2 separate regions of the Homo sapiens genome follow, and region 1 is linked to region 2. Evidence: read pairs that join two places in POLR2A ChIA-PET (ENCODE). Cell type or tissue: OCI-LY7. All regions are shown on one strand. Each heading gives the region's core, and the rest is flanking DNA. Links, peaks and the distances in the headings are about the cores only.

Region 1 (8,813 bases), core at 3,147-5,646, 170 kb after region 2:
TCTTAAACGCACCTTGCTGTGGAGTTGAATCATTGGCTTCTAGACTCATCCCAGCCTATGGCCTAAGCCTCTTGGTACGTCTCTCTCCTTACATTAACTATGGTTTCCACTCAGGGCAAATTGGATATCCCATTGAGACCAGATTGTTAGTTCTCTACCCTCACTTCTCTTTCTAAGGAAGATCTTGTTTCCTCTCTCAACCTGAATGAAATCTGCAACCAAATTCATGGCTATCATTCAGTCTTGGGACCTGGATTTCAGGAACCCTGTGACAATTCATTTCTCTGTGCTTTAGTTTTAGAGGAAAAAATCCTGAGAAGGGACAGAGGCTTCTCCCAAAGCATTTGGACAAAGTCCTCCAGCGAGCCCACCAGCTCCTCAGATGTCTTCACCCAAGCCCCCAGCTTTCTTAGAAAGGTGACCAAAATCATACCCACCATGAAGAGCAGCAAGGATCTTCAGTTTGCTGTGACTCTTTGGCCTCCTACCCAAAGTGTCGGCTCAGGGCCTTAAAAGGCCCAGCCACTTCCAGGAAGAGAAAAACGACTCAGAATTCTTGTGTCTCAACACAGCAGATTATGTTCCCTCAGGTATCCATTCCTAGGAAGCTGCCATGTTTATTTTCCAATAGAATTATTCACACTAGGCTTAAATATGTGTCCCTACAAGGAAGCCAGACTCCCATAGATGTATGCTGACACCTGTCTTCTTTTAGGTTTAACAAAGACAGAGGTTTGTTGGAGTTAGAAAGAACCCAGCAGGCTTGCTTTAGTGATTCCACTCTTATTTCCTTGCAAAGTGTCCAGAGATTGTCCAGTGGGGAGTATGTGTGGTCAGAGACATGCAGGAAGACAGGGGCCAAAGGGTAGTACATGATTTATGGTATGAGTTGAATGTTGGCTTACAAAAGATGATAGACAATATTAAATGCTAATGAATATAAAATAAAATTTAAAGGGAAAACATTTCACATATTACATTTCTGTGTGTAGATGTGAATGAATTGTATGTTATACTATGTGGAAACTACTGTACTATGCATTCTAAGATAGCCGAGGCAGCATCCTCCATCTCATCTAAATGTAACAAAATAGCAATTTAAGACCCTCAAAGTTTACTTACCTCAGCTGAGCCTGTCAGTTGCTACTTATGTAATCTTTTCAAGAAGTTGAATCTTCCAAATTCAGAGATCCATATGTGCATAAGAACCTTATAAAATTTACTTTAAAAGAAATGGCCATGATACAGTAACAACGTAGAACAATCAAGCCTCAGTGGGTTTTTTTTTTAAAAAAAGAACAACCTCAGAAAACAGTCTTGTTATTCTTATGTCAGTTTCACAGCTAACAATAAATAATGCCAAATTGTTGGCTTAAAAACAAGAAGCATTATTTGTATGGTTTTTACAAATGGCAATGTTGTTCTTTACAAAAAGTTTAAAACCAGAGCATTGGTAGTTTTTCTAAATACTTTTATTGGCAGTGGTTTAGTAGCCAGCCCTATTAATCTCAAGGCAACAGGAGTTCGTTTTTACAGAGATACCAGGCCATATTTGTCCAAGTGCTCAGTATGTGACTCATAAGTGTTCCTGTGCTATTGGATGACTTCCAGATCTTTGCCAGAACTAACCTTCTTAGACATTTGAATCAAATTAAAGTTCCTTAGCTGAGATCTTAGTGGTGTAGTCTTTCCCTAATACAGTAATCCTCTCCACTCTTAAGCGCAAACATTAAAAGATTACCATGCAAACTCCACATGGGTGAAGACATCTCTTAATTAAAGCATAATAAATATTGTAGTTCATAGTATAGTTCAAATAACGAATGTTTATTTCTGTTAGGTATATTAAAAATTCAAATAGTTAGAAAAGTCAGAATTCTTTTTAAAAGAGGTAATAAAATGGGGACAATTGAATTTGGGTTGTGACAACTTAAAAACACCAATACTTTTATACCCTGTTTCTCTAGGATGGTCTAAATCATAAATGTTCTTTGTCATCAATAACTTATAGAATAAGAACCCTCCTCTTTTCCAAGACATGTTTTTAAAATAGTAGGTATTTACGGTATACTACATTCCAGCTTTAAAATACATTTTTCCAGATACTAACTCCTTTCCTCTCATAATAAATTTTGAGAACTTACTAAATTGTCTGTGTTTATGAAAACAAAATATTTTCTTTCCTATTTTGTTTTTATTAGTTCCACCATTCTATTTCCAACATCTGGACCACATTGGAAGAAGACTGGACCACTATGAGAAACCAGAGTTATCTCTAGGATCTTATGAATATGTTGCCACTTTGGATTATTGCAGAGTAAGTGTTCCCAGAACTTCAAGTGTTTATACATTGATGTTAAATTCAAGTGAATAACTTTCATATGTAAAGAACTGACTCTTGATTCACAAACAAAGCATTTTGGTGGTACCATGGAGTGGTAGAAATGCCTAAGACACAGATCCCATCTCCTAGGTTGTTAACATGATTCAACTGCCAAACCATCTACTGGAGGAATTATTTTTAAAAACTGAAATGTGGTGTCAGAAATAGAAAACAATAATTTTTTATGTCCTTGCCAGACAGAATATACCTGGTTCTTAATGCAGTAGTTCCGTACAGTGCCTCTGCCTCCCTTATTTTGTAAAGAGTCTCAGAAAAACTTCCCTTCCAAGAGAAAAGCTCAACCAAAATGGTTAGTAGGACTATTGACGTGTTTCTGTACCTCCCTTCCCTCCTGTTGCTACCACGATGGTTTGGACTCTCAGAATCCCCCTTACACTGTCTATCTCAGCAGGCTGAGATCCTGGCCTTTGATTTTCCTGCTCTATAATGTCACCATGAGACACGCCCCCACACTCACTGCCTCTCATAAACCTCTATTGGTTATTTCTTTTCTAAAAAATTAAATTAAAAAAAATTTAGCTTTCTTTGTAAGGCCATTAAGCATTGCCCCCCAAACTATCACCTCAGCTGTCTCTTCAGTTATACAAAACTTTTCACCACATACTCTGAACTCAGCCCCTTTGACAACTCCATGCCTTTATACCAGATGTTCATCTGACCAGAGTATCTTTCCATTCTCCTGTCACATCTTACATACCCCAACTGGCAAACCCCTCCCTATTCTGTAATGCCTGGCTGAAATTTTAATTGTGTATATGCATTTGCAACTTTCTCTGTCTTTATCATGGTAATTATTTACTATAGCTTCTGTTTTTTCACGGAATTTGGTCTATATCTCTATTTTAGCATTTATCCCCATGGAATTTAAACCTTCTTATATGTCTGCCGTCTTCTTAGATTCTGATATCCTCGTCATCTTTATGACATTTACCACACTATCTGCCATGGGATAGGTAGTTGATCAGTGTATGTGGAATGAATAAAACAATGAATTTGCGGGTATTACTATTCCCAGGACTAGCCATTTCCCTTGTCCAGTGTCACAATGACATCATTATGGATACCTTGCAAGGCTTTAAAATTCTTCACTGATTTGAAAATCACATCTTCTTGCGTATCATTCAGATTTCAGCGCATATCTGAAGCACCATGTGTAGACTTGAAGAAACAGGGCCATTCTAACTTATTTTCTTATTTTCTCTTCTAAAAATGAGTGCCTACTAATGCCCAATTCCCAGAAAACAGCTTCTGACCCACAGATTTCTTTCATAGATGTTTGCAAGGCGAGCAGTCATGTATTGAGTGTAGATGATAATGAACATTTTTCCTAACTAGAATTTTTTTCAGTTGACTGGCTCTTAAAATTTTTTCCATTAACATAACTTATTGCATTTATTTTACTACTTTATATGATTATTTTGCAATATACTACGTAGAACTAGTTGTTAAAGAAAATGTGATGCTTTATTAGTTTAAGATGTTGCAACATCTGAACATACTTAGGGAAATTTAGGAATATTTTTGGTACAAATGCTTTATTTTAGGCAAGAAGCATGTCCTAAAATACAGTGACTTTTGGACAGTTTAGTTGTTCCTAACTGCTGTTAACTGAAGGAGAATCATTGGGCAACATGCAAACATTTAATGTTTTAATTCAATGTAAGAAAGCCATTGTAACTAATGATGGAAAATTTATTTGCCGATCTTTGCAACCATAGTATAAATCTAACCCTGCTCTCAGTTTCTAGTTCTCTGCCAAAAAAGTGACATGATCTTGATTATATGCTTTTTTAGTAGTAACTTAGGCAGAGAGTCAAATCTGTTTCTGGGAACAAAAGTCTTAGTATCTTCAAACTCTGTTATCTGGAAATATTCCAGAAGTCTAATTGATGGGAAATCTCACCCAGCCAGGCAAGGAACCAAATAAAAATTGTACATTTTGAAGAACTTTTTGTAAGCATAATCTTCCTTTTATTATTCCAAGTAGAGTTCATAATAAATATGCTGTAAACATCTTCAAATTTGATTATAATTTAAAATGTAAATAAAGTATAATAATGAGTTGGCTTAGCTATTCAGACAATGAAAAAGCTTATTTAATTTGTACATGTATTTTTTACACCATGCACTTGGAAAGAGGAATTACAAAATCACATTTTCCTATTCATCTTGGCTCATCTTAATGTTGATTTTAGATGGTAAAATTAACATTATTGAACATTTACCATGTGCCAAGCTGTAGGCTAAATTCTTTCTATGTATTGTATCATTTAGTCCTCACGGTGAACCCATGTGGTGCGTACCATCATTACTTGAGGAAACTTAGGCTTAGAGACCGCGTAAGTGCCAGCTTCAGGCCATACATCCAGAAAGTAACAGAGCCAGACTGAAAACCGTATCTGTGTGATCACAGAAGCCCTATTCTCTAATCAGTACACTGTGTATACATGAGCAAGTATTAACACAATCATCCTGGAGTTCCCTCAGAAAAAAAAAGGCCTCAGCTTTGCCATATAACTGAGAGTTTATCATTAATAAGTTTATGGAATATATCTGCATGTAAAGTGTACTTGAAATGTGAAGTCTCCATCCAAGTCAGCTTTTTTTTTTTTCTGAACAAAAATGTAGTTTCTTCACTTAATTTTAATTCACTTTGACATTACCAGATGCCTAACATGTCTAAGGTACTTGTCTGTGTGCTGTAAGGCATAACAAAATTAGCAAGATAATAAACCTGCTCTCAAGGTACTTACAATGTATAGACCTGATAAGAAATGTCTATAGTTTTCATATAAACTCAAATATGATAAATGCAGTAAGAATAGAACAATCATAGTGCCGTAAGAAAACAGGATTGGGAAGGCTTCATAGAGGAAGTGACATTTGAGCTGATTAGATTATGAGCCTGGACATGACAACTAGGACAGTGAGCAGAAATAGTTTCACAAACTTATTGACAATTTACTCAGATTTCTTTAGGGGCTAGGCAGACATTGTAGATGAAGTGACATGGACCAGGATAATTAGAGAGTATATTCCCCCTTCCCTCAAAACATATTCAAATTCAAATATTTTTTCAAACACTATGCCAAACAAAACACTTTTCCAGCCAAATTCTTGGCTTAGGCCCACTAGTCTGTGACTTTTGGACAGGAGATATTTTGGAAATGTAAACTACTTAAATTGTTGGGAGAATGTGTATTGGGAATAATGGGAAGTAAAGCTGGGACATTGTTTTGAGACGCAGTCTATCTTTTTATTTTCCCCTGGGTCCAGCATTGTATCTTTGATTTCTTAGGTTTTTATACATGTTTGTTAAATGAGTATCATGGTAAGTCTTGAATGTCAGGCCATTGAAGAACTTACCTTAATTCAGTAGGCCATGAGGACAATTAAAGGTGAAGGTGGAGTTGTTCCATTCATTCATCCATGCATTCATTCACTCAGTCAACAGTTAATGAGCACTGTTTGTGGTGCCATGCTCTGTGCTAGGCTCTGAGGACTCAGTAAATTTCCTGTTCTCAGAGAAGGAAGCATTGTGATCTGTATTGAGCATCAGACAGTTTATTCTGACAGCAGTCTGTATAATGAGAGGAGAGATTAGAGGCAAGGGAACATTAGAAATTAATGTAGTTGTCCAACTATGAGAAAATGAGGGTAGTACGATAATTCCCCCGAAAATTAAAAATAGAATTACCGGCCAGGTGCGGTGGCTCATGCCTGTAATCCCAGCACTTCAGGAGGCCAAGGCGGGCAGATCACGAGGTCAGGAGTTTGAGACCAACCTGGCCAACATAGTGAAACCCCGTCTCTACTAAAAATAAAAATAAAAAAAAAAAATTAGCTGGCATTGGTGGTGGGCACCTGTAATCCCAGCTACTTGGGATGCTGAGGCAGGAGAATCGCTTGAACCCGGGAGTTGGAGGTTGCACTGAGCCGAGATCGCACCACTGCACTCCAGCCCAGGTGACAGTGTGAGACTTCTTTAAACAAACAAAAAAAAAATTGAATTACCATATGACCTAGCAGTTTCACTTCTGGGTATATACCCAAAATAATTGAAAGCAGAGTCTCAAAAAGATATTTGCATATCCTTGTTCATAGCAGCAGTATTCACAATAGCCAAAAGGAGGAAGCAACCAGGTGTCTATGGAAGAAGAATGGATAAGCAAAATGTGGTATATACGTACAATGGAATATCATTCAGCCTCAAAAAGGAAGAAAAGTCTGACCCATGCTACAACATGGATGAATGTTGAGGATGTTATGCTAAGTAAAATAAGCCAGCCACAAAAAGGATAAATATGGAATGATTCTATATGAGGTATGTAGAATAGTCAAATTCATAGAGACAGAACATGGGATGGTGATTGCCAGGTGCTGGAGAGAGGAAACAGAGGTTGTTTAATGGGTACAGTTTCAGTTTTGCAAGCTGAAAAGCATTCTGTGATGGATGGTGGTAATGGTTGCACAGCATTGTGAGTGCACTTAATGCCACTGAACTGTACGCTTGAAATGGTTAAGATGGCAATTTTTATGTTTTCTTCGCCACAATTAAAAATAATAGAAAAAGAGAGAAATTGAGGATCTAAATTTGGCTACTGGAACTAAAAGAGCCACGTGGGCCTTCACAATTAACTGGTTGTGGATGCTAAGTGAGGTGGACAAGTCCATGGAGACAGTGAGATTTCAAGCCCAGGTTATTTTAGCTTATCGTGTTTTTTTATAAGTTTCTTGTAGGAAAGACCAGTATAGTTGGAGAGATGTTGTCATAATCTCTAAAATTTTGAGTCTAAGGTGCTGGCAGAACTTTTATGTGGATGTGTGCTGTAGTTAATTGGAATGCTGGTCTTGAGCTCAAAAGGAATCATGATGAGAAAGAATTTGAAGAGTTGCCTATATAGAGGTGCTGGTTAAAACTGAGCAAATGAACGAGATTTCTGTGATGGACGTGGGTGGGAGGAGAGAAGTTGGATAAAGATGAGAAAATGAAAAACAGAAGCAACAGTTAGAGAACTGGGAGAGGAAATGATGCTTCAGTGTCCTGGCAGCTAAGAGAGCCAAAGTGGTCTGGTGTGCCTGAAGTTGCAAAGAGATAGAAGAGATCTAGGATAAGAGCTGGATTTTTATTTCAAGTCACTGTACTTTGCAATCTGGATGGTTCAGTGACCTTTAAGAGAGCAGTTGTAGTAAGGTGGCATGGAAAACCAGCATTTTATAGAGTACATACATGTTAAGCTTGGCTGGACAAAGCCAGCTGGATTGAATGGGTAGAGAAATAGATTAAGAAAGCTAATGATGAAGCCATGACAGTTATCTAGGCACAAGATGACAAGCTTTCAGATGGTTAAGAGTAGGGATGGGCCGAAACATTGTTAAAGAATCATTCTGAAAGTGAAAACAATGGGACTCAGTTATTGAAGGAAAAGGAACAGCCAAATCTAATTTCACACTTTGAAGCCTTGAGTTGGCATGTAGTGACGTTATTCCCATATAGAGAAATGGGAAGAGAATGTGATTTAGAGGAACGATGAATTAATTTTGAATATTTCAAAAACCAGTTATAGTGAAGCATTTCTGTAGAAATGTGCAAATTGGAGATGTGGAAAATATTCCATGAGGAATTGGTAATGCTGATAGAAGAGATTAAAAGAATGGTACAGCACACTTGGGTTTGTCACAAAGAGGTTTTGATTTAACTAATGGAAAGGTTGTTATTTTCATCCATTATAAATCAGCACAAGTCTATGCTGTGAATTAAAGTAGGTGTGAATCAGGAATGATTTGCAATAAAAATTATTCACATAGCAGAATTCCTTCATTTCTTTGTTGGTCTGATTTTGGCAAAGGCTTGAAGTTTTCAGGATGATGATTTTTAAGTCCTATAATTTGTTTTTATTTAAAATGAAGGATTTTATTTTAAAAAGTTATCTCTAGCCTTGTAGTGGATATAGAATGAATCAGAAAGATAATTTACAGACATTGTCATCTAATTTTAAAATAATTAAAATACAATTTTAGAAAATTTTTGTGATTTATTATGAAGTTAAAAATTAAGTTGGTCTAAATTCTTTATTCCGTATGTAGGTCACTAAAGTTGTTTGCCTGTGGCTCTCTTTTCTAAATATTTTGTAAGATGCAACTGAAGGATCACTTCCTAAAAGCTGTTTGAACACCAGCCAGTAAAGGGACCAACAACTAAAAAACATGTTCGTAGCAGCTGCTTTATGTCACAGTGATTATTTTAAACAGATAAAGAAAACGCCTGACGTTCTATGTTACCGCAAATATGTAAAAAACTAGGTCAGTACTTAAAAATATAGTACAGTTTTCAAAAGTATACAGTTATATTTTCATACACAATTTCATATCTTTAAAATGGAAAGAGTTGATAGAAGAAGAGAGTCTA
Region 2 (13,256 bases), core at 5,575-8,074:
TTCCTCCTACGCAACATGAAGACTGCTCAACATGAAGATGACAAGGGTGAAAACCTTTGTAATGATTCACTTCCACTTAATGAATAGTAAATATGTTTTCCTTGTGATTTTCTTTTCTCTAACTTACTTTATTGTAAAAATACAGTTTATAATGTATATAGTGTACAAGATATTAATATGTGTTAATCAACTGTTTATGTTATTGGTAAGGCTTCCAGTCAACAGTAAGTTATTAATAGCTAAGTTTTGGGGGAGTCAAAAGTTATACGCACATTTTAAGCTTTGTTGGGGGTTGGCGCCCCAGCGCCTGCATTTTTCAACGGCCAACTTATTTGTGTATCTCAACACATCTAAACATAGAAAAGTACAGTGAAAATATGGTATTATAATCTTCTATGACCACCATTGTGTGGTCCTTTGTTTACTATCACATGTAGCACATAACTGTATTATTATGTATACATTGATTTAAATACTGATAATTTATAAAAATTTAAAAATCAAACATCAGGTCCACGACAACAAAAAATTAAGCAATTAAGCCCAGTATTAATGATTACAGATTAGAGAGATCATGTTCCAAAACATATTTTTGGCACTCATTCTGGCTGTGTATATTTTACTTGAAGGTAATCATTTCTGAGACTGGCTTATTCAGCAAGCTGCTGTTAAAGTTATTTTGCAAAAGATTTAGACTCAGTCTCTTTCTACTCACACATATAGCAATAAACTACTTCCCAGTGGCCTCACTGGGAGTCTCTATGTCCGTATCATGGAATTGTGTGTCTGAGTTTGGAATTGATTAACTAGAATTTATACAAAGAAGAGTGGCCAAAATAGTGAGGGTATTCTAAACTTTTTAATATTAAGAACAGATGAAAGAATGGGGGATATTGAGCCTGGAGAAAGCAGCTTAGGATAACTATCTTAACTATTAATATTTTAATATATACTAGAAAAGCTGTAATGTGGAAGGATTGAATTTACTTTCTGTGGCTAAAAAGGGCAAAATAAACACCGATGAATAAAGGACAATGGGAAGCAAATTTATGTTCAATATAAGACAGGCTTTGCCAAACTGAACAGTTCAAAAATCAAACAGTCTCAGAAGGTAGTAGCTGGTTCATTGGCATGAGTGGTATCTTCAGAGACTAAATGACCATTTTTGCTTAATGTTTTATAAAGTTTGATCAGTCAGTAAGCATTTGGCTGAAGATTCTAAAGTCTCATTCTATTTCTAAGATTCCATTGTAGAGTTGATTATGTCTCCAGTATCCATTCTCACCACTCTAAAAGCCATAAATTTCCATTTGATGACTTGTGTAGTTCACTGGCATTGCATTGTGGAGTGGTGGGAAGGGGTTTGAAGCTAGGCTAAGTATTTGGTGCATTTCATTTCTCTGGCTACAGTGATTGGGTTGGGGTGAGCATGTAATTTAATCCAGTTCTGATGTCTTGAGAATTCTGGGACTAATATGCTTTCTTCCCATGAGTTATGCATTGAGAAGTATGTAGTCTCTACAGTAACTGGTAGTCATCTTAGAACCACAGGAGAGATCTTGCCTAGAATGAAGTCAGCAACAAGGAAACCAAGCAAAGAATTGAAGAGAGAAAGACCTGGACCTGATCACATCACGAGACTAGTAGATCCAGCCTTTTCGAAGCCAGGTGTCCCAATGGACTTTTCGATTACACGGGTCAGTGGAGTCTCCTTTTGATTTAAGCTGTTTAAGTGTATTTTTCACACATGCAAATAAATTATTCCTGATTCTTATCCAATTATGTGTAAAGTAGTATCCCATTCTCAGAAAGTGAAAAGAGACCAACTGCAGTCTGCATACAAGGGTCTACACAGCAATCAAGAGATCTCGCTAAAACTGATCTCTGAATCACGTAAATCCTAGTTTATCCAAAAAACTGGTCTCTATAACCATCAGTATCTCTTTCAGAATAAACCATGTTAACTAGCATTGCAACTGAAAAATTAATAAGAATTTAAAGATCTAAAGCAGTTTTATAGAAACTTTTCATCCTACATGTATAAACTCAATCCTTTTTTTCTCCTTGCAAGGTTACTGTCCAAAAAAAAAAAAAAAAACAACAACAACAGCAAAAAGCAGCTATGACCAATCTAGAAATCCTACAGTGTTAATGACCTCGTGAACAGATTATATTAACTGCTTAAATAATTTCTTGATTTGATTAAGGTTTTGGTAACTTCTCAACACTAGAACTATAAGACCCATAAACTATTCTGTATGTTGTTTTTCAATCCTCCTTAACCTTGGTTCTATAGAATTTGGGTTTTGACACATATTAATAAGTCATCCTTAGCTGGATTCAAAAGTTATCATCCTTACTTATCTATGTTTATATGTGATTAAAAATAAAAAGTGAAAACTACAAACATATACTGAGGCTAAATAGTAATATCAACCTTGCCTCCAGGATAGAACTTTCCTGGCTGCTGACTTGTGGCCAATTGATATGCTGAAGGTATTGATGTTTTCCCTCAGTCCTCAGGGCATCTGGCCAGGGCCAGAGGCAGACTAAGACCCCACATCAGTAGCCTCTGGTCAGGAGCAGCCTTGCCTGTTTGCCCAAAATGCTGTAGAAATATTTTCATTTCCTACATATGGCACTGCAATAAAAATTCCAGGATGCACTACCCTAAATAACATGACTTAAAGTTCTACCTTGTTCCTTATTGAACTTGATATAGTCCAACTTCGGAAACCTATAATAAATATTACTTTGCCAGCATATTTGTAAAGGAAACTTAAGGCTTTCCTTTGAACTGAATTCAAATAATTTAAGAAAACCCCGAACTTATTTCCTTTTTCATCATTGACATAAAATATTTTCACTTGTCTTTCCTCCTTGAACATTATTTATTTTTATGGCCTTTTTCTTAGTGCTCCTCCTAGAAAAATGGATTTTTAGCAAGTTCTGGTATTAAAATAAAATTGTGAATTTTCAGGGTGGAGCATGTTACAGTTCATGTTTCCTCGCAGCATTGCTATTCATGGGCAAGATTCATACAGCTACAGAGAAGTGAGAAATTTTGTTGTAGGGACCACACATAGTCCTTGGAAGATTTGTAAGGGACACTCCACAAAGACAGGTTCTTGTTTCAATACAACGATCCCAATGAACTATCGACCACTTTTCTATCAGTTTTATTAACAATGGTTATTTAAGGTTATCAGTTTGAAATTACAGAAAACAAATTCTTACACAGGTGTTCTTATGTTTCAACTTAATATTGACGTAGAGAAAACCATTTTCTGCCGAACGTGAACCATAAATTTAGTCTGTGCTCAGTTTCTATGAAGGCCTCTTGTTTAACCAGGATAAAAAAATCGATTATCTACAAAATATTAAATCTAGGTATTTGTTGGCCAATGTAAATCAGAACCAGTCTAAGTAATTTAAGTTTATAACCAGCAGAAGATAAATTATTTCAAGATGCTTACTTTCATAGGATAAAATATTTTATTAACAATAACATGTCAGATGCAAACAAGTTTACAAGCTCAAAACTCTGCTGTAACTCTGAAGGAAAGGATGGGAAGCTTTTCGGAGGACTTATTTTTCTAACCTGGTATCTTCTTTTGAATTCCACCTTAAATGGTGCCTTACTTCTTGTGGGGTCAGTGGTGCCTCTATCTCAGAATACAGGTAGGCCAAAGAAAATGCTCTCATCTATTTTTGAACATCCTGGGATCCTCAAAGTGAAAATTCTTATAAATAGTAAGAAATATATGAATAGAAGACTGCTTGGAAATGATCCTATTTCAGTCAGAAAAAAAGATGCCTTCTGAGAGAAAAGATGACAAGTATGTGGATGACCACAAAATCCAATGGCTTACTTATAGCAGCAGGCACACTGCCTATACTTCATTATGCTAGATTCACAGCTTGCAAAATGAGTAATATGAACAGAGTTTAAAACAAGTAGAAATTTGAAGCAGTGACGGTATTCAGAACAAAAACTGTAACTCACCAAATTCAAATTACTGACTGACGTAGTAAGGAGTTTTCACCCAGGAAATAGACAAACATTTACTGATTTTTTTATTATGTGTAAGGCAGTCCCTATACTAGGCATTCCATAAAAGCCTGAGGCATTTATTGGCAATCCCAACCAAAGAGCTCTTGATTCAATTTAGCCAAAGGAATGGAAAGAGATTAATTGTATACAGGTCGGTAGTAATGGATTGGGTGTGGAGCTGGTTTCTGAGAATCTGGGATCCCACTGATTTGCTTACATAATTTTCTATGCCTCGCTTACTCCAGGGTATTCCTGATCTATACAGCAGAGATAAGTTCTTTATAGAGTTTAGATTATAAAGAAAAGGAGTGCTATGGATTTATTTCAACACAGGATTGGTTTTCCCTGCATTTCCTGGAGGAGTAAAGCTCCTTGGGAGCACATCATGGCTATATTGTATAAATTTTTTCACAAAAGAACCTATCAATTTGTAATTTTCAGTAAATATTAAAAACAATAATAGCATAATAACTCTAGATATTTGGGGAATTGTTTTCACAAATTGAAATGTCAGTAGTATAATAGTTTAAATATCATAGCAAGCACCCAAACTAATAGTCAGAGACCTAGGTTCTCATCCCAGCTCTCCTACTTATAGCTCTGTGAATGTGGACAAGTCATAGACCCCTCAATCCTGAATTTTTTTTTTTACTTATGAATCCTTAATTTCTGAGGTTTATTGTGAGAATCCAACAAACTGTATTCTTTTTTCATTGAAAAGTCCTGTAAGGTATTTTATCTATCTTTATTGAACATGTATCTAAGATATGATAGTATTTTCACATCTCAGTTAACATAATAAATATAACAATATAATGTTTATTGTATAGCACTCATTTAAATCCTTAATTCAATTCAATAAATCTTAATCTGAGTCATCCCTGTGGGTAAAGAATTCACAAGTGAGATATTTCCCTCTCCTCAAGATACTTACCATTTTTTTTTTTTTTTTTTTTGAGGCAAGGTAGTGTTGTGATGCCCAGGCTGGAGTGCAGTGCCACTAACATGGCTCACTGCAGCCTCAACCTTCCGGGCTCAAGTGATCCACCCACCTCAGCTTCCCAAGTAGCTGGGGCTACAGCTGTGCCACAATGCCTGGCTAATTTTTTTTTTTTTTTTTTTGTAGATATGGGGTCTTCCTATGTTCCCCAGGCTGGTCTTGAACTCCTGGGCTCAAGCAATCCTTCCACTTTGGGCTCCCAAAGTGCTGGGATTACAGGCATGAGCCACCTCACCCAGCATATGCTATTTGTAATCTAATGGAGGCAATACACCCAGATAGAACCCCTCATTTATTCCACAAACATTCGCTGAATTCTGCTAGATTACAGGCACTGCCCTAGGCCCTTTGCTGCAAATAGGAAAAACCCTGTACCATGACTTCAAAGAGCTTGTGTTCTCATAAAAAAGGCAAAGTTTTTTTAAGCTGCAAATTATTCCCATACAATATGCAAATGCTATACAGAAGTATGCACCACACAGTTTAAGTAAGGGTGGGAAGGAAGCAATGAAGGAGATGATAAAAAGTACTAAAATATGATAACTAGAACAACTGACAAAAAGTCAGAATCAAATTTATGTTAAAATTCTAACTGTGTGATCTTTTACAAGTTACTTTATTTCTCTCTTAGCTTCTAGGTCTGTAAAATGGAAAAACAATTCTCATAGGACTTTTGTGAGGATTAAATGAGGCAAGTGTAGATAAAGCATTAGCATTATACCTGGCACATAATAAATGCTCAGAAGTTTCATTATTGCTAACATATATGGCACATCTATATTATCTCTGCTTGAGTACCTAATACAATGTTATTTAAACAGCAGATTATCTGCAAATTCTTAGAGTTCTATCTGGCCATTATTATGAACATTAATTTAAAGACGTTTATCATTATAACCATCTATTCCAACAATATACTATTGAAGATGTAGTTTCTATTTACTAAATTAATACTAACCACCTGCTTATTGGTCCTTTTCCCTTTTCTTCTAAAAGCAGAATGTAGACAATAAATAAATTAGAAACCAAATGTATGCATCCACGATAAATCCGTTGATTGAAGGTTTTGATTAATGGAATTTGACTTAAACCAGACCAATCGATCTATGATAATCACTGTATATTTTTATTAGAAAATGTACACATGTACTTTTTGGAACTTTCCACAATAATTAGCTTAGGAAAAAGTTATTTCGATTTTGTAGAGCCTTGGGAGATAATTGAGCGACTCTATTTGTACAACAAAAAAAAATGAGGATTTGGAGAAATCATTTGGCTAAAGTGAGGGGCGGGATTCCATTGAAGAATAAATGAAGTACAAGTTCTTCTATTAAAAACTAAAAGACAGCTCTTCACTTTACTTAGGAAAATGTAGCAAAATTTTTTTTATTTTTTTCTAAATAAATAGTCAAAATGAGATTAGAAGCCTTATGGTTTTAAAACTTTGAGAGGCTATATGATTTTCTTATAGGATACTCAGAATTCTTTATGTTGATATAAATTTAGAGATACATACAACTCAGTTACTCATGCAAACTTAGAAACATTCCATTTGAAAAGATCCAAAGAATTGGCCAGTTCCTTATTTTTATGGCAAATAAAAAGTAGCCACTAAACTGGCTTTATTACTATGATTATTATTTGCTTCTGCTCTTCCACTTCCTCTTCTTTCTCCTCTTCCTTTCTCTCTTTCCCTCCATCCTTTCCTTTTTCCCATTTACCTTTCTTTCCTCCATCCTTCCTACTTTTCCTTTATCTCTTTCTATACATCTTCCTTCCTTTTTCTTTTTTTTTTCTTTATGTGGCCAAGGACCAGGTACTTTCCTAAATGCTGGCAAAGAAACAGTGAATTAAATAGACACAGTTCCTTCCTCACAGAGCTCACAAACTTCTATGGAAAACTGTTAATTAAACAAGTGTGTCTATCACAAGATTATAAGTACTACAATCAAGCAAGTATGGGACAAAAAGTACATGGCTGTGGATTGTGGCTTAGTTCATGAACAAGAAACAATTTATTACCCAAGGCTTCTGAAGCTGCTTTACATCTTACCACATAGGTATTTATATATCAGTATACAAATACAAAAATACAACATAATCAAACTTTGTCTCACAGTATCCCAAGATAACTAGGTTTAACCATTTTGATTCACTCTAATAAACAGGCTAACCTCCTTCACCAGGCATTTATAAAATAAAGGAGTAAATAAAAGAGGGTTAAAGAAAAAGCATCTTTTTGTATCTGCATGGGGATGGCCTGAGACTTTCGGTAATGTCTAATCTTTCTACATAAATGTTACTGCAAATATGTGGGTGCCACTGGAACTGGTCTGGAATTTCAAGTCTCAAAGTACTAGTTATGACCTCATAAAACCTATGCCATCTGGTTTTTTTTTTCCTTGCATGGAGAAGTTTTAAAGTTTAGTATAGAAGGACTTATTTTAAATTTATTTCTTCCCACACAAATTTATATGCAGGTTGGCAAGCTTTCTCAAGGATCAACATTTCTGACTTCATCTAAGGGTTTTTTCCTTCAGTGTAATCACAGATGACTGTTTTCCAAATGCTTTTTATAAGTTTTGATTCTGACCAATTAGCTAATAAACCCCTACATGGACTGATTAGTTCTGTACAAACAAACCTCTTGCCATAAAATATCAACACTTCTTAAAGGGCAACATGTGAACTGTTACCGTCCAGTTCTAATTTATTGTGCCTACTTGCCTTCTTGGAGAATGGCAGCAGGCCAGGCAGGAATATCTAGGCTTGTTTGAAAGCTCCTTCTGGGTTGCCTAGCAAACCTCCTGTGATGGGAGCCAAGCAGCCTGGCCTCTGCAGATCCTGAGTACCCTGCAGACAACCTCCTCCTCCCAGGATGGAGTTCAAGAAGTATTCACAAATGTACATATTTAATACATTTCCATTATAAAGGCAAAGTTTAATCTGTGTAGATCAACACAGTTTCCTGACCAATTTCTGTATAATGCCAGTACAACACATACAGGCAGAATGCATTTTTCCAAAGTTGATAGCACAGGTAAATTTTATAAAAATTCAAATGATATCTATCTATCTATCTATCTATCTATCTATCATCTATCTATCTATATATCTATCTATCATCTATCTATCTATCTATCTATCTATCTATCTATCTATCTATCTATCTATCTCATTGTTTAATAACAATTACTAGGTAGCAGCACAGCATTTGCAAACTCTGTAGTCAGGACATTAAATATTCAACACTCTCCAAAGTTTTGAAACTCAAGCACATACCTCTTTCTCTCTCTTTCTTACATGAAATTTCAAGAAAGCCCTGGGAAACAGCATGGTAATGGAAGAAAGACTTTTCTGAGAGTCAGAGGACTTGCGCTTTAGACTCGGTTCAGATACCACCCAGTTGTATAGCCTTTAATGATTCACTTTACTTTTCTAGGCCTCAGTTTCCTCATCTGTCAAAGTACAGGACTGGTCAAGGTCATCTTTAGGGCCCTTTTTGATCCTAACATTATGTCTTATCAATAATAAAAAATAAAGAGAATTCAGCAGCTACAGTCAATGAAAGAAATGAAGAGTGAATACCTGAATAATGTCAAATTATGGATTTTTTTAATGCAGAAAATATCCATGGCAGAAATTTCATCTTGCCTCTCTGCCCAGAACCTGCTAGGATCCAGGCAAAGCTGTGCATGTTGGGCAAACTAGCAAGACAGACCAAGACAGTTAACTTGCATGAAAGTTTTGGGTGTTGCTTGAAAAGAAAAAAGGAGAGGGAGAAGACTCCAGAAGAAGAGTGAAGGTGATACAGGAGGACAGCTCAGTGTCTCCCTGAGTTTGCCTCTAAGAAATAGATTTCAATTGATGAGCAGGGGTGCCCTACGCAGGGACCAATAGAGGGTAAATCAATGCTGCTTCAGTATCCCGTTAACCAAGTGGCATCCCGCATAGAGTAGAAGCATTCTCATTCCCTGTGGATGAAAGGTCTGGAAGAAGGGAATCTGCTCGTGTACTGTGGGGATTTGACAGACTTAAGGGAGCTGGACAACAGCACCCTGCTCCTCTAGAGAAAAGCCTATTTGACTATAATAATCATCATCTACATTTATTACATTTTATAACTTACAGCATTTTCAGTTTTTGTTTCATTACACCATTTAACAAGGTGCCTCTTTTAACTGATCATATTCTTTTCTTTGCTTTAACTGATAAAAAGTTCAGAGACCAAACTGCAACCCAGCTCTCAGGGTTGCTGTGTGTTTTTGTATAGATTTGCACCATACAACTCCAGGAAGTGCAATATATTACCTTTTAATTATGTGCCATTACCATTTAACCATGGCAGAAAGAATATTTAATCACCTTTATTATTCTTTTTCTTACCTCTAACTGATCATCAAAACCTTTCTACTGCATTACCTAAACATTTCTTAACAATGTCCTATTTACCTCAGCCCACTCCAGCTGTCATAATTCACATCTTTATATTCCACTGTTGAAATAGCTTCCCAGCAGCTCCATACATATATAAAAAGTATTTTTCCTCTCTCACCAGGACTCAAGAATTATGTGAAAAAAATTCATTTTTGCTAATGCTTTGAATAGTTCCCTATCACCTACTCACAGGAGGAAGAGTTGTATCATTGCTTGCAATAGCCTACCTAATCTGGCCTCTGCCTGCCTCTCTAGCACACCTCCTATAATCCCCAGTTGCGTTCTCCATTCACATGGAAGTGCTTACATTTCTGCAAACACTCCATGCTACACCTTTGTCACTGCAAATTGGCATGCTCCATCTCCTGCAACCATATTTCTCCTACTCATCTGCCTGGTGGATAATCTACTGCCCTCCCACCGACTACTGTGCACATTTTGGAGGCAGGATCCATGTCTAATTTATCTTTGTTTGCCCAGTACCTAGCAAAAATCATGGTACTTCTTAGACGTTTATTTTAAATATCTGGAAATTTCTGAAATGTCAAGGTTGGGGAATTGTCACACTGAGATTTCAGAGCACCAACTCTATACTGTAATTGTTATCCAAACTCACCGAGCAGAATTATAATTACACACCCCACCCATAAGTTTGTGCAGGAAGGCATACATCACTTGTTTATCCTTAAAATAGTTCCCATTTCCTTTTCTTAAAAATATACTGGGGACAGAATTAAACTGACCCGCTGATTTTAATAATTGAATACAACTACTTCAGGAACCCTATTAGGATTAGATTTTAATAAGTCTAAAGGTAATGAATGTTGTTCTGGAAAAGCTGCAGAGCTCAAGATATCTAGGCCTCTGTCCTTACAGACCAGTCTTGAAGGACAAGGGGGAAACAATGACAAAGATCACAAGCTCTGCAGACCTGGGGCTTGTACTAAGGTGGACAGCCTGAGACATAGGTGACGATAATAAACTATGACTAGAAAAACATGCCACTGGAGTGGGATTTGGAGGTAGAAAAAAAAAATGACAAGGTGTTACTTCCAAGTCAGCTGGGCTTTTGAGGCCAACAGTCATCTGGTTTAAAACTGGCATATTACTGGCTGGTGAGCCTAGGTAGCAAATCACATCTGAAGGGCTTCACATGTCAGTCAGTCCAGGTAATAAAATTATATTTTCTTGGGTTCTCTTATGTTAGGGATATGTGCCATCCTCATGTCTCCCTAAAACACATTTTTTTGAATAACCATGGCACTGAAATGATCACATTCTTAAAACTTCGGTGCACTCCACCAAAATAATTAAACTGTAAACACAGATTCTAGCAAAGTGCTACATCTTGCCCCACAGTGAAATTAATGGTGCATTTCTGTGCACATCCCATGCAAGGAAAACAAGCCTATCCTTCACTCCAAGAATTTAGTGGTTGCAGTACTGCAGCCATGGAGGTGATGTGATAGACTTTACGTGCCTAGGGCAAAAATGTGCAGAATAATTTTCTATAAACCAGTAGTATGTTAGCTATTCAACTCAAATGCACACTATTTGGGCTTTTGCAACTGAGAGACTGACAGAAATAGAATTAAAGAGGAGTTGCTTCATTGCCTATAGAGTGGCCTAAAGAAAAATCTTCCTTTAAAACAGCAGATATACCAGCAGGATAGATTGTCCAATTTCCAAATACTGAGCTTTGCCTGGTCAGAGAAGACAATTGGAAAGAAAATTTCTCCATATCATTTTGGAGATTCTACAGCCCTCTAGCACGTCCACATAGGAAGTGTGCCATATATCTCAGGATAGGGCCAAAGGCCAAGTGCCTGTCAAGTGTCTGAAAAGATGGGTATATGTGGGCAGAGGTAGGAGAGGAAATGCCAGCATCCATGACCATCCAGCCACACTGACCAAGGGCTCGGGCTTCTTTGCTCTGAGTCCCCTAGTAACTTCTGTGTTGCCGATGTACAGAATGCATGTTTGGGGAAATATTTCCACCCTCTTAAGGGCCACATTGTTACTCAGAATGCTCATAATTCTGTTCATCTCTAATGATAACAACTAAAAGGCAATGGCCAACACCAAATTAAAAGTTTCTGTATTTTGCATTTAAAATATACTGTTAACATTTGACCCTTTCCGGCCAATTGTAGATTCCCACGTTCAGGAAAAATGGGCAAAGGATTTCTGCAGACATGTACAGTCCTGGAATAAGGATATACCTGTAACATAAGAGATTGCTTTTTGATATGTCTGTAACTTTGTATTGACTTGCTGGTCTTTAATCTGCTGGGGAATGCTATACACCCACACGGAGCACTTGGGTACTGCCTTTCACATTTAAATCTTTGATTTACTGACAGATGTGTAAATCTGATGTATCTAGACAGCTCCCGTCAACTACATATGTATTGAAACACAAATTACATAAAAGTGCAAATTATTCCAGCTGAGATCATCATTAATTGAAACTTAGAATAACAATTCATTCAAGACTTTCTTAAAAAACATGTTGCCACATGAACTCAGGTTTTTTTTTTTTTTTTTTGAGTGCAGTCTATTGAAATGTCTGTCCTTTCCTCGTGCAAGAATTTTTCCATAAGAGTGGTTCTGGAAGCTGAGAAGGAGTTTCAATATAGGGGTAGCACAAAGGCTACAGAATGTTAAGAGCCAATATCTCTCCTAAGTAGATCTGTATTCTGCAGGCATTTTCTCAGCTGGACTCAACAGCCAGGATCTACATTCTAGAAGAGATGCTACAGGTCAGCTAATATCTTGTTTGTATTTCAAACTAGGAAGCAAACTCAAAGTTCAATATTTGGGTTCTTAAATTGTATGTTACTTGTGCAATATGGCAGAAACACCAATTTTCTATTATTATTTTTTAACTTATTTTGGGTTCAGGTGTACATGTGCAGGTTTGTTATATAGGTAAATTGCATGTCATGGAGGTTTGGTGTACAGATTATATCATCGCCCAGGTAATAAGCACAGTACCTGGTAGGTAGTTTTTTGATTCTCTCTCTCCTCCCCAATCCATCCTCAAATAGGCCCTGGTGTCTGTTGTTTCCTTCTTTGTGTTCATGTGTACTCAATGTTTAGCTCCCACTTATAAGTGGGAACATATGATATTTGGTTTTCTGTTCCTGCATGAGTTTGCTTAGGATTATGGCTTCCAGCTCCATCCATGTGGCTGAAAAGGTCATGATCTTGTTCTTTTTTATGGCTACACGGTATTCCATGGTGTATATGTACCACATTTTCTTTTTCCAATCTACTGTTGATGGGCATTTAGGTTGATTCCATGACTCTGCCAGGAAACGCCAATTTTCTGAAGCTGCCATCGTGTTGTGTGTATGGCAGAGAATATTTTGTTTTCCAAAATATATGCAAGAAACCACAGTTCCTTTAATAGATATCCATGGAATTCATTATCTTATTTTAAAGATTTACTTTGTCCTATAAGTACAGATGTATAACTAAAGATATATTTATAGATAAGTCCAGCTAGTCCAAATATGGCTAAACTATACTATATGGATGATACTCTAATAAAAAGATTTTATTTTTTAACAGACTGGAGCCGAATATCTGTCTGGGATCTCTAAACGTAATGTGAAAAATACCAGACACTTCTCCCTGGAGTTTAAAATTTAAGACAACACTAAGTCTCTCTATCCCATTATAATAAAAGCCTTATATTCACAACTAACAGAAATCAGAAAATGCCAGTTGATCTTCTAAAAAAAAAAAAAGGCTGTTACC

Evidence for each region. ChIA-PET counts read pairs that join two places held together with the same protein. Peaks named below come from ENCODE experiments on the same cell type or tissue, not always from the same donor. Only the 100,000 strongest peaks of a DNase experiment are listed, where the experiment ranks them.
Region 1: POLR2A ChIA-PET joins it to region 2 with 5 read pairs; 2 of 35 experiments call an interaction of 5 or more read pairs at or near these places.

What each region holds. Positions count from the first base shown.
Region 1 is chr4:118,758,306-118,767,118 of GRCh38, reverse strand. It overlaps SEC24D (SEC24 homolog D, COPII component), which reads left to right. Exons shown (of 23, transcript NM_014822.4): 10 at 2,202-2,317. Among named protein-coding and RNA genes, the nearest start is that of SEC24D, 73 kb to the left of the region's middle. In OCI-LY7, for the core only: no CTCF peak of the experiment used is centred there; no DNase peak of the experiment used is centred there; H3K4me3 peaks cover 810 bases; H3K27ac peaks cover 884 bases.
Region 2 is chr4:118,922,672-118,935,927 of GRCh38, reverse strand. All of the region lies in intron 1 of SYNPO2 (synaptopodin 2), which reads right to left. Among named protein-coding and RNA genes, the nearest start is that of SYNPO2, 40 kb to the right of the region's middle. In OCI-LY7, for the core only: no CTCF peak of the experiment used is centred there; no DNase peak of the experiment used is centred there.